Linked DNA regions of Homo sapiens: region 1 is linked to region 2. Evidence: chromatin contacts called from ENCODE Hi-C or POLR2A ChIA-PET data. All regions are on one chromosome and are shown on one strand. The core of a region is the stretch at or near the end of the contact, and the rest is flanking DNA. Distances in the headings are between cores, read along the strand shown. Region 1 has its middle 16 kb from the start of ID4. Region 2 has its middle 400 kb from the start of TRQ-CTG1-1.

Region 1 (6,651 bases), core at 3,783-6,282, 620 kb before region 2:
GCCAGACTCCTAAAGCGCATTGCAGTTCGTGGGTCAACTCCAGTCTGTGAGGGGATCACTTCCTTTCTGGAAGAGAGATGCTTAACGTAGCTCTGTGGTTTGGTCAGCAGGTTTCCTTAGTGTGATCTCCCCATGAGACTGAACAGGGTACCCGCAGGACCACGGTTTTCGCTGGTGTAAACTTTTCGGTGGGGAGATATTTGTTATCTCAGACTGAGTCTCTCATTCAGCCATGGCAGTTATCTGCCAATCTGCCCAGCTGGTGCAGGACTCGGCTACTTCAATAAGAAAAAGGAGAGAAGACAGTTTTCTCCTTCGTCCTTCCCCACTCCTGCCCCCCTCCTCCTGGCACCACTGCCACCACTCCTCCTCCCTATATTGTACAAAACCATGTGGATTTGCTGAACAGGTCTGCAAAATTAATTATACTGTGAGTGCTTGGTAACCAATGAATTGTAAATTGTACATTATTAAAACAGCATCAGAGCTCTGACTGATCTATTATTCTTTGGGGAATAAACGAAGATAAGAGCTTTATGCATTTTAGAGGTCTTTCTCGCCACCGTACAGCAGGCATGGAGAGGAAATATGGAGTAGTTATTTTGTTTTGTTTTTCTGCAAGTTGGATTAAATAGAAGGAGTGTCATTTTTTTCTGTTATTAAATTGTTATTTGTGCTCTCACATGTCGGTTTGCAGCATCTAATAGTGTAGTGGTCACTCAATAAATGCTATTCTGTAGTGATTGTGATAATATGTATCCATATATGCTCATCCACAAACGCAGCACCATGTCAACCTAATGTGAACAGGAGATATATGATATGACATGGCATCGTAATAAAAGAAATTGTGTTGATGTAGTGCTTCTCTGCAAAACCTCAGGAAGAATTCAGAGTAAACAGTAGGAAACATAAAGAACATCAGCTGAGTGTGCACCAGGGGCCTTGTGGCTTCAATTGAAAAGGAAGAATCTGGAAGAAATGGCTTTTCTTGTCTCTTCCTTCTAGACACAACAAGATTACTCCTGGGAGTTGCTTATGAACCTCTCTTTTTACTGAACTATCTCCTCCGTGCAGAATTTCTCAGCACCTTTCTACCTGCCATGATGATTCCTTCCAGGCGCATCACACGGTTCTCCATGGAAACTTTCACTTTCTATGATTGACCAAGCCTGTCGTCCCTGGGACTGTAACTGCCAGTCAGCCACGCAGCATTGCCCCAACAAGCAGGCGTTCTAGCTAAGAGAACCGAAACAGGTACCAGGCAAACCACATGCCATCCCATCCCCAAAATAAATAAACAGTGAAAAACCCACCATTGCAGTTGGAAATCGGATGCCTCAGGACTGAGCTATTCCTCAATGCTGTGCAGGACCAGCTACATAATCTGAGGCTTATGCAAAACGAAAAGGCAGGCCCCTCGTTAAATAAAATTAGTAAGAATTTCAAGACAGTGATAGCAGAACATTAAACTAAGTGTGGGCCCTTCAATGCTCAGGGCATTGTTCAATTGCACAGGTTGTCACCCAGGAAGCTGGCCATTGTGTACAGAGGGACATTTGCCCACTGGTTTGGGAAGGCGTCTGTATTTTTTTGGTGCATTTTAATCTTCTAGTGGCCTGATTGGACCATCCGACAATTTCAGCATTTGTTTTGCTGGGAGAAGGACAGTGCCATTCATTTTTTTTCCCCTATTTGGAGCTGCAGTGAGATCACTCCTCCCTCTCGATGACCAGGTAATGGCCATTTGCAATATGAGACTACTATGGCAAAGAGACAGGTCAAAGGGGAATGATGTTTTATGATCAAGCTGAAAAATCTATAGGGAGTCGGGGGAGCTCAAAGATGCCTGTGAGAGACAGATAGACAAAGAGATTGCCATAGAAAAATAGAAATCAACTTTCTGATAAGACATTCTTAGACTCAGTCATACTGAGAGGTGACAGCGTGCTGGCAGTCCTCACAGCCCTCGCTCGCTCTCGGGACCTTCTCTGCCTGGGCTCCCACTTTGGCAGCACTTGAGGAGCCCTTAAGCCCACCGCTGCACTGTGGGAGCCCCTTTCTGGGCTGGTCAAGGCCGGAGCCGGCTCCCTCAGCTGGCAAGGAGGTGTGGAGAGAGAGGCGCGAGCGGGAACCAGGGCTGCGCGCGGGGCTTGCAGGCCAGCTGGAGTTCCGCGTGGGCGTGGGCTTGGCGGCCCCGCACTCGGAGCAACCGGCCGGCCCTGCCGGCCCCGGGCAATGAGGGGCTTAGCACCCGGGCCAGCGGCTGAGGAGGGTGTACTGGGTCCCCCAGCAGTGCCAGCCCACCGGTGCTGCGCTCGACTTCTCGCCGGGTCTTAGCTGCCTTCCCGCGGGGCAGGGCTCGGGACCTGCAGCCCGCCATGCCTGAGCCTCCCACCCGCTCCGTGGGCTCCTGTGCGGCCCGAGCCTTCCCGATGAGCGCCGCCCCCTGCTGCACGGCACCCAGTCCCATCCACCACCCAAGGGCTGAGGAGTGCCGGCGTGAGAGTGGCAGGTAGCTCCGCCTGCAGCCCCGGTGCGGGATCCACTGGGTGAAGCCAGCTGGGCTCCTGAGTCTGGTGGGGACGTGGAGAACCTTTACCTCTAGCTCAGGGATCGTAAATACAACAATCAGCACTCTGTGTCTAGCTCAAGGTTTGTAAACACACCAATCAGCACCCTGTGTCTAGCTCAGGGTTTGTGAATGCACCAATCCACACTCTGTATCTACTCTGTACTACTCTGGTGGGGCCTTGGAGAACCTTTATGTCTAGCTCAGGGATTGTAAATACACCAATCGGCACTCTGTATCTAGCTCAAGGTTTGTAAACACACCAATCAGCACCCTGTGTCTAGCTCAGGGTTTGTGAATGCACCAATCCACACTCTGCATCTACTCTGTACTACTCTGGTGGGGCCTTGGAGAACCTTTGTGTGGACACTGTATCTAGCTAATCTGGTGGGGACGTGGAGAACCTTTGTGTCTAGCTCAGGGATTGTACACTCACCAGTCAGCGCCCTCAAAACATACCACTCGGCTCTACCAGTAAGCAAGATGTGGGTGGGGCCAGATAAGAGAATAAAAGCAGGCTGCGCGAGTCAGCAGTGGAAACCCTCTGGGGTCCTCTTCCACGCTGTGTAAACTTTGTTCTTTTGCTCTTTGCAATAAATCTTGCTACTGCTCACTCTTCGGGTCCACACTGCTTTTATGAGCTATAACACTCACCGTGAAGGTCTGCAGCTTCACTCCTGAAGCCAGCGAGACCACAAGGCTACTGGGAGGAACCAACAACTCCAGATGCGCCGCCTTAAGAGCTGTAACACCGCGAAGGTCTGCAGCTTCACTCCTGAGCCAACGAGACCACGAACCCACCAAAAGGAAGAAACTGAACACATCCGAATATCAGAAGGAACGAACTCCAGACGCGCCACTTTAACAGCTGTAACACCGTGAGGGTCCGCGGCTTCATTCTTTAAGTCAGTGAGACCAAGAACCCACCAATTCCAGACACAATATTATGATTTTTCTCAGCACTATATTGTTGCTATCTTCTTGTCCTCCAAAAAACCCCGCATGATTTTGAGGAAAAGTTGGCAATAGTTTCTTTCTTTTTATTTTTAGGGGTCATGTTCACCTGTTCTTTCTCGTGTTTGGTAGGCACTAGGAAATAGGAGCGTTGATTATCCAGGGACGTCAGGGTAGCACAGGGAGACGTTATGAGGGAGGGGTTGAGGGAGGGGCCATGGTACCAATGGTTACTGGAGAATGCTCCCATTGCAGCAGAGCAGTTGTTGGGGAGGTCTGCACAAAACCTGGGTTAATGAGCCGTGCCTAGCCCAGCAGGTTTAACTTCCTAGAAGGGCTGCCTATGTCCCTGTGACCTGTCACTGCTGTGAGAACCTCAACCTCTACTGTCTGGGAAGGATGGCTATCTTCAGCTGGACAGGCTTGCAAATCGTATTCTGGCATACTTCTTCATTTCAGTATCTTTATCAACAGAACTACATGCAGACACTTTAGGGGAATTAATAGATCAGCCCAGAGGGGGCAGGCGGATAAGAAATGAAATTACAATAGCGAAGTTATGGAAACAACCTAAGCATCTGTCAATGGATGAATAGGTAAAGAAAATGTAGTGTATATATACATACTGGAATATTATTCGACCTTAAAAAAGAAGGAAATCCTCCTATTTGTGACAACATGGATGAACCTGGAGGATGTTAAGTGAAATAAACCAGAAACAGAAAACTGTATAACCTCACTTATATATGGAATGTAAAAAGGTAAAACTCATCAAAGCAGGTTTAGAAGGGTAGTTATGGGGAGAGGCTGGGGGAGTAAGGAGATGTTGGTCAACGGGTACAAATTTTCAGTTACGCAAGATGAATAAGTTCTGGAAATCCAGTGTACAACATGGTGGCAATAGTTAATGATATTGTGCAGTATACTTGAAATTTGATAAGAGGGTAGAGCGTTTAAGTGTTGTCAGCACACACATACACACACAAATGGTAATGATATCAGGTGTTGGATAAGTTAATTAGCTTGATTGCGATGATCATTTTACAATGTATACATATGTGAAAACATCAAGTTGTATACCTTAAATATATGGAATTTTTATTTGTCAATTATACCTCAATAAGCTGGGAAAAAAGAAAAGAACAAGTAATAGCATGCTTTATACTTCTTTTGCTGCTTCATAAAATTGGTTTTGCTTTTGCTTTGGAAGAACACCAGCAGAGAAAGTAGCACTCAAAAGGGGAGTTAAAGTGCTGTTCCAGTAGGCTCTGGATTAGCCAGAAGGTTGAAGCAGCCCCTAGACAGGGAAAAGAGGCTGTCTTCAGGCAATAGGCCCTATTTAGGAGTGCAGTGTGCCCTAAAATTCAAAAGAGGGCAGCAGATAACTTGCACTGCCTGTAGGACCAGGAAAGCGTGTAACTTGAGGAATGTCAGCAGGAAAATTTACTGGTTTTTCAAAACTCACGTCATGCAAGGGTTAGGTGAACCAGAAATTGTGTTTCATAAATTGTGTGTTTAAGTGTAAAAGCAAATATTTGATGAATGGGATCTAAGGAGCTTTGGTGATGTGGAGGGGCAAGTGCAGGCAGATTGTCCACCATGGCAGCCTCGTGCTCTGTTATTTAGTGATATAAAACCTTGCGGTGGCAAGGTCAGCAAAGTTAAGGCCAGAGTGCATGAGAAATAGCTGTGGAGTGTGAGGTGAAGAGGCTGCGTGTGTGCTTGTACAGTCTCCTCGTTGCTTTCACCGAGTCTCTCCAATGAGCGCGACCCTCCTCACAAAGTGTGCACAGTGCTTCTCTCCTGGGTAAATTTACAGGATGTGGGAGACAGTGAGTCTCTCTGAGATTTTCCAGCACTTCCAGAAGAAAGAAAGTTTGTGTTAGGAAGGACAGGCCCCAGCTCCCTGGGACTTCAGGGAGGCTGGGGGGAGCTGCAGTGGAGAAGAGGAGGAGGTTGCTGAAGGAGAAGCAGCCTGAAGTTCTCAGGTTGAAAATACAAACCTTAGCCCCATCCTGCGGAATTTTGGGATTTCATTCCTAGGATCACCCTATAGACCTCTTTATGATTCAGTTTCCTGGAAAAGATGATATTATGGTATGGATCCTAAACACAGTTTCACAAGGAAGTTCTGTGTCTTTTGGCAGGGGAAGAATAGTGAACAAAGTGCAATCTTACTTTTAAAATAAATCTTGAAATGATATTGCAAGCCTTATGAGATCTCTGATAATCTTTTTTTATTTGACCTGGTTTTAAGTAATTCTTTTTATTCTTGATGTTTTTCTTAAAAGCATTTTAGAATCATTCAACCTTCTAAGAAAGCATCAAACCATATAAGCAATCTAATCTAAAAAATGATACCTCTAAAAGTTGAAACTTTTGTTTATTTTGACTACTTTTTGATTACTGGAAAGAATAAAAAAATTTTACTCTATCAACATTGGATTATATAAACTGTAAAGAGCTTCTACTAAGACGTGTGAAAATGCACATTTTCTTTTTTTATATAACTTCAAAATTAACAGATACTATACTGTTTAGATACATACCTGATGCTAGATAAAGAGTTCCTGAGAAACATGCCCTAAACTTTTGGACTGATTTAATATGAAACAATTACTACAGAGCTGAGTTAATCAGCCCCTTTATAGATTTTGGCGAAGATGATTCTCTTCATATGTATAATAATGAAAACCAAACTTGGCAAAAGCTCACAGGTCTACAGTGACTGTGTATTTCTTTGCATTCTCTAGAATATTGAGGGAGGAGATTATTTTTTACTGGTGTTTTACTCTCAGGAAATTAGAATTGCAAGTTGATAAACAAGTTGATAGGGTCTTTAGGGCCTGTGTGATCAATCAGGACTTCTGGGGTTCCTGTAGGTATCCTTGAAGTCTGCTTGTGGGTTGTATAGTCCAGAGTGATCATGAGATCTTTCACCTCAGAATGACTGTAGATGAAAAGATACATTTCTTTTGCCAGAGCAGTTCTCTCTAGAGTTTCAAAAACAATAATTTTGTTCTCTCAGGAACATAGCCCTCTCAGGAATAACTCCAGTCGGTCCTCAAATTACAAATACAGAAAGAATGGCTGTGTTTACAGAATTTTTATAAGAGAAAAATGAT
Region 2 (6,663 bases), core at 4,083-6,582:
TTTATACATTTTATTAATTTTTTCCAAAGAAACACCTTTTAGTTTTATTTATTTTCTCTATTGTTCTTTTGTTTTAAATTCATTGACATCTGCATGTATTTTTTTTAATTTGTATTTTCTTTCTTTTGCTTATTTTGAAGTTTGCCTTTCTTTAGATTCTTACCATGGAAACGTAGGTTACTAATCTGCCAAATATTTTTTCTTTTCAATATAAACATTGAATAATGTAATTCCACACATGTGTACTGCAATAACAGCATCATAAAACTTTTGATAGGTTGTATTTCTAGGGTGTTTTTTGTGAGTTCAAAATATTTTAAAATTTTACTTGAGAGTTCCTCTTTGACTCATAGGTTATTTTGAAGGTGTTTTTTTTATCAAAACATTTGGGAGTTTCTTATTATTTTTATTTTATTGATTTCTAGTTTAGTTCCATTACGGTCTGAGAATATATGATTTCTACTATTTTATATTGTTAAGGCTTAAAAATTGTATTGTTTATCTTTTGAATGTTCTATGTCTATTCTATTTTTTGTTAGATTTCTAAAAACTTTCTATAAATTCTAGTTAGGTCAAGATGTTTGATAATGTTTTTAGGTCTTTTATAGTCTTACTGATTTCTGTCTATTTGTATTATGCATTACTGAGAAAGGAATGTAAGTCTCCAACCATAATTGTGGATTTATTTATTTCTCCTTTCATTCTGTATGTTGTTTCTTTATCTATTTTGAAACTCTGTTGTTAGATGGATAACATTAACATTCTTGTATCTCCTTGGAGAACTGACTCTTTAGCATTATATAATATCTCTCTTTATCTCTGATAATACTTCTTAATCTGAAGTCTATTTTGTCTGTTACTAATATGACTACTTAGTCTTTTTTTTAGTTAATGTTTGTAGGTATATCTTTTTTTATCCTTTTAATTTTAACATATGTATAGTTCTATATTTAATGTGAATTTCTTATAGACAACATATACATGGATCTTGATCTTTTATCCAGTCTGACAATTTGTTTCTTCTGGTGATGTCAACTGATATGCATGGATTAAAATATACTAACTCTCTAACTATTTTCTATTTGTTCCTTCTATTTTGTTTTTTCTTCCCCTTCTGTCTTTTTGGTCATTTTTAATGATTTATTTTATTTCCTTTATTGACATATTATTTATACCTCTTAAGAACTGTTTAGCGGTGGTCCTTAGAGTTTACAACATGCATATTTAATCAATCAATGTCTACATTTAAATAAGATTATCTCTTCATGTGTAGTGTAAGAGTTTTATAACAGTATGTTCCCAATTTGCCCTTTTCATTGATTGTGCTATTGTTGCCATACACTGGGCTTTTGTATGTGCTATGGACATACTACATATTCCTACTATCTATGGTGTGAACAGTCAATTGTCTTTTAGAGTAATTAAAAATAAGAAAACATTTTCATGCGATCTTCTCTAGCACTCTTCTTCTCTTTGTGTAGATGCAAGTTTCTTTCTGTTGTATTTCTCTACCCAAAGAACTTCATCCAATATTTCTTGAGCAAGTCTTCTGTCAAGTTATCAGTTTATTTTTATTAACCTGAAAAATGTTCTTATTTTCTTAAGAATTTAAAAATATTTTTTAGAAACACGGAATTATTGACTGACAGCATTCTTTTTCTTTCAGACGTTTAAATATTTTACTTCCTTGTTTTCTAGTTTGTATGGTTTCTGACTAAAAGCTGCTTTAATTCTTATCCTCATTCTTGTCAAGATAATGTCTTTTTCTCTGACTTATTTCAAGATTTTCTTTGCCTTAAAAAAAAAATCAGTTTGAATATTATAGCCATAGGTGTGGTGTGGTGTACATGCATGCTTGTATGTTTGGTATTTTTCCTGCTAGGGGTTTCCTGAGTTTCTTATGTCTGAGGTTTGATCTCTGTCTAATTAAAAAAAAATTCTTCATCATTATTATTTTTTCTCTGCTCTGTTTTTTTCTTCTGAGATTCCAATTACATATATTTTTTGTAATATAAAATTACATATGCTCTTGAATGAGCTTTTCTGTTGAAGTTTCTTTTTTAGTTTCAGTTTTTGTAATTTTTATGAGTGTATCTTGAAGTTTGCTATATCTTTCTTATGTTATGAGCTGAATTGTCTGCCCCTGATCCCTGGCCCCAAGAAACCTCAGAAGAAACCAACTCTACCAACACCTTAATATTAGACTTCTGACTACAGAATTGTGAGAAAATAAATTTCTGTTTTTTAAGCTACTCAGTCTGTGCTACTTTTTTGTGGCAGCCTTACCAAATGAATATACCTTGACTATGTCAACTCTGCTATGAACCTGTTAAGGGTGTTCTTTACTCCATTACTCTATTTTTCATTTCTAGCACTTCTAATTAATACTTTCTTACAGTTTGTTCCTCTCTGCTGAAATTACCCAATTGATATTGCATGTTATTTACCTTTTCAATTAGACCTTTTAATATCTGAATCATATTTAATTGACACTCCTTGGCAGATAGTTCCAATCTCTATGTCATATCTGAGTCTGCTTTTAAGGATTGCTTTGTTTCTTAGGAATGTGCTGGACTTTTTTCTTTATTTTTCTTATGCTTTGTACTTTTTACTGAAGACTTGAAATTTTGTGTACTGTAGTAAAGGCTGAGGTACACAGCATTTTTTCTTGGAAATGAGCATAGTTTTCTTTTGCGAGGATTTTATTGTGGAGAGGTTAGGGTTAATCTAATTAGAAGTTGAGCTGTGTTTTAGGTTTGTTTTTACAATGGTTATCCTCAGTGCACCACATATTCTTCTAGTGATGCTTTGTGTTAGAGTGGGGACTATTTTGCCTGAAGGTTTTTACCCTCTTTATTTTCAGTATCTACTCAAATATCAGCTTTTAGTCTTTCCTTAATGCCACGTATAGAGAGGGTCTATTTCTTGAAAGTTACTTCTTTCTACATGCTGGTTAGCCTGTCATGGAAGATTGGGGCATTCTCTGTTTTGACTAAGCTTCACTCTTAGGTCATCATCAAGTACCTACATCTTGTGTTTCTGGGTTTCACCACTGACCATGTAGTCCTGAGCTCAGCCTGTATTCCTGCCCCTTCCTGAGGGATAGAGATTATTTTCCCATTCTCTTCTCCTATTTGCAATAGGCAATGGTACTTGTTGCCCTTCCCCCTTCCCTCTGCAGATTAAGGCTTTTGTTCTATAGGGAAAATAGGGGAGAAGTGTCTTAACAAAATTTCTCTTACTACTCCAAATCTTTTCAGCCTATGTTTTCTATCTTCTTGTTGGAAGTTACCACATTTCATTTAAAATATATCCTAGAAGGTTTTATTTTTAACTTTGGGAGATCAAATTAAATAGTTAAAATTTAATGAACTATAACATTTAATAGTTTAAATTTCTTTGTTCTTATTAGTAACATAAAAATACAATGGAAATATGATCAAAGTGTTCATTTCAGGTAGGCACTAGGGCTGCTCAATGATAATGTAGCTTTCCTCATTCCAGTTACTTGCTAAGATTGCATTTCCCTATCTCCTTGATGTTGGGCGTGTTATTTTAAGTTGTTTTTGGAAAGTGAAATTTGAGTACAAGTGCTAGGAGACAGTTTGAGATTCTGTACACTTCCTACTTTCTGCCATCAGAGGATCTAGCTATACTCCTGTTACAGACAGGGCTCCCAGCTTGGGACCTGGAGTAAAGAGATGTGGAATAGATTCCACAGTAAATTCAAAATGGACAGGTAGCCAGAGCATACTTTTGTTGTTATAAGACACTAATATTTTAGGAATGTTTGTTACTTCACCATTATATAGCTACTTTGACTAATACTATTGCATTTCTCAGGGAAATGAATTTCAGCAGTGGTATCTATATCTCAGTGGACATCTGAAATACCCCTGAATGTGGAAGGCCCAGGCCAGTAACATAATGTGTTATCGATAACCCATGATAATTTTATTGTAAAAAAAAGACACACTAAAATTCACATGAAGACATTAAGTTGTACTCGGGGATGTAGAAAGCTGGAAACAGAGCTGGCGTCTACTTTGTACAACATCTTTGTCATGGGTTATTCCAATTTCTTATGTAGGGTCCCTTAGTCTGTCTGTATTTTTATTTTCACCAATATTTCTAAGTTCTTGTTCTTCCTCCTCTGTTTCACAGATAACATTCAGCCCCTTTTTATATCCTTTGGGAATAATCTTTTCAGATGACTGTATTTGCTCTTATAAATTATATTTTTCCTTTGTGTTAAATTGCCACATTACTCCAAAAAGATTATAAGAATGTATATCAGCTATTGAAATATTTAAAGAAAGACATATGTGTGTGTATCTCTTTATATAATCATATATATCTCCACATTCTTGTCTGCTTAATGTCAACTCTACTAGAATTGCCATGAAAAATCATGTAAACTTATGTGTTCACTATCATTTTATGTACCTTTAGTTTTATATATGGCTACTGTAATTTTTCTTTGAAAACATACATCTTATGGTGAGACACATGACTATATTAAGGGATAAATTCTTTGATGTTATTTTACAATAATCATTGATAGCTGGGTCAGGAGTAGGAAAAATTTCCCTTTAACTTAATAGAAGATCTAGCATTTCCATTTCTTTAAAGCAGCAACAAAGGAGTTTGTACACCCTATTCTGATAAGCTTATGGCAATACAGACAAGAAACATGGGGAAGCAGAGACCCAGACTTGCAATGTGGGTTGACAATGAATACAGGCCCCTCTCCACTACTGATTAATTTTCAGATGATCTTATCACCAGCCAGAGCAGGAAGAAAGGCTAAGGGTGCCTTATAGGGAAGAAAAATCAGGCTTTAAGTTCTGGGCACCCGGATGTTTGACTCTTTCAGGTACTTTGCTCATTCGGGTGATACCATTTTGTGAGGAATTTTGTTTAGTTTTTCTATCAGTATTTCCCCTCACACTTCAGTAAAATGTAAAATAAACTTAACTGACTGCCAAAAGCAAGCTTATAAGTAAACAGAGCTAGAGAGAGCAGAGGCAGAGTGCTGAGCGGGAAGCCATGGAGAGGAATGAGAGTCTAGCCTCACAAAAGCTTTAATAGGAGCCTCTTTGAAATGACTAACAATAACAGACTAAAACATTCAGGAGGAAAAAATAAAGTTTAAAAGATTATAAAGCAAAGAGGCTAGCAGCAAATATATGACACAAAATGTTCTGAAGCTGCTTTGCCACGCACGCTCTCTCTCTCAAAGCTATTTTGGCTTGGTTTCAGGTTCCAGGACATGGCTCAAAGGGACCCTCTGTCTTTTGGAAATTTTGTGCCAAGAACCCTGGGTCCAGAATGCCTCTGGGAGCTGGCTTGGTTCTGGGGAGTTGGCATAGACTCTGGAGAGTAGAATGTGGCAAATAAATTGTTGTATATTCTGACTATATAAATATTATACACCAAAAAAGTTGAAGAAAAATATTGAAAAGAAGGTGGATACATTTATAAGTTGCATTATCTATGATCACTTAGGGTCAAAGCTTGTCAATAAATGTTCATAACTCACACAATGGAAGTACATTCTTATTTAACAGTATGAAGTAAAAGAAAGAAAATGTTGACAGAATAACATTGAAGAAAGAAGGGTACAGGAAGAAAATACAGGAAAGTTTTTACTATTCACATTAAGGAACCAATAGATACCATATAAAGAAATGAATGTCTAAAGATACAGCAGATGAAATAGAGACCAGCAAACCACAGCTTATGCCAAATCTCATTCAATGCCTGTTTTCATATGACCTACAAAATATGGTTTTCGCATTTTTTAATTGTTGAAAAAAATCAGAGGATAATAGTTCAACACGTGAAAATTGTATAAAATTTAGGATGCAGAATCTACAATAAAGTTTTTCTGGAATGCAGTCATACTCGCTCATCTGCAAATGATCTACAGCTACTTTCATGTTATAATGGCACAGTTGTGACAGAGACCCTATGGCCTGTATTTTCTAATTCTAGTAATTAGAAAAATGATGGATTTGGTATATAAAAACAAAAGATGTTTCTTTGAAAAAAATAGTAAAATATTATCTAACTTAATCAAGAAAAAGAAAAAAACTGCAATTAAAAACAAACAAGCAATGAAACACACAACCAGATAGTAAAAAGGAAATGACCACATAGGAATAGAAGAAATTAAAGATTCATAAGAATTCTAAATTGAAAAGCTTGGATGAAAAAAATATGATTTACACAAAATGACAACACAAATGACAGAAAATCTAAACAGAACTACTTCAATAAAGGCAATAGACAAAATTATGCAAAGGTTATTCCCAGCAAAGTGGCAGATTTGGACAGTTTCATAAAGGAATTCAAATATTTTAAAAGCAAATAATACCAATGCTATTTAAATTGTTCTGGAAAAGACTAGACAAAAGAAAATCTCAATTCATTTTGGAAAGGGGGTATAAAATTGGTAATGAAACCTGATAAAGATGTGCACACAAAAAAAACTATATAGATTAATCTGTTATCAATAATAACAAAAACATTCTAAAATTTTTAGCAAATGAAATTCAAAAGTATGTAAAAAGAATCATTATTTTGAAAGAAGATTTTAGAAGTACAACCATCAGGAAAATGCAAATCAATATCATGTTACATCTATTAGGATGCCTATTA

What was found. Hi-C counts contacts between places; a loop is a spot of excess contacts on that map. ChIA-PET counts read pairs that join two places held with the same protein, here RNA polymerase II (POLR2A). Pooled maps may share reads with other maps.
Region 1: a loop to region 2 is called in a map of mammary epithelial cell, with 4 times the contacts of the local background. The contact joins two enhancer-like sites. A Hi-C loop is called at or near these places in 1 of 168 maps with a recorded cell type or tissue (mammary epithelial cell) and 1 of 50 pooled maps. POLR2A ChIA-PET finds 5 or more read pairs at or near these places in 1 of 52 experiments (OCI-LY7).

The regions. Positions count from the first base shown.
Region 1 is chr6:19,850,272-19,856,922 of GRCh38, reverse strand. No RefSeq gene overlaps it. Among named protein-coding and RNA genes, the nearest start is that of ID4, 16 kb to the right of the region's middle. Within about 2 kb of position 5,032, at least 3 of the 41 ENCODE cell types and tissues checked have a DNase peak (open chromatin) inside an H3K27ac peak, as active enhancers do.
Region 2 is chr6:19,230,685-19,237,347 of GRCh38, reverse strand. No RefSeq gene overlaps it. Among named protein-coding and RNA genes, the nearest start is that of TRQ-CTG1-1, 400 kb to the right of the region's middle. Within about 2 kb of position 5,332, at least 2 of the 41 ENCODE cell types and tissues checked have a DNase peak (open chromatin) inside an H3K27ac peak, as active enhancers do.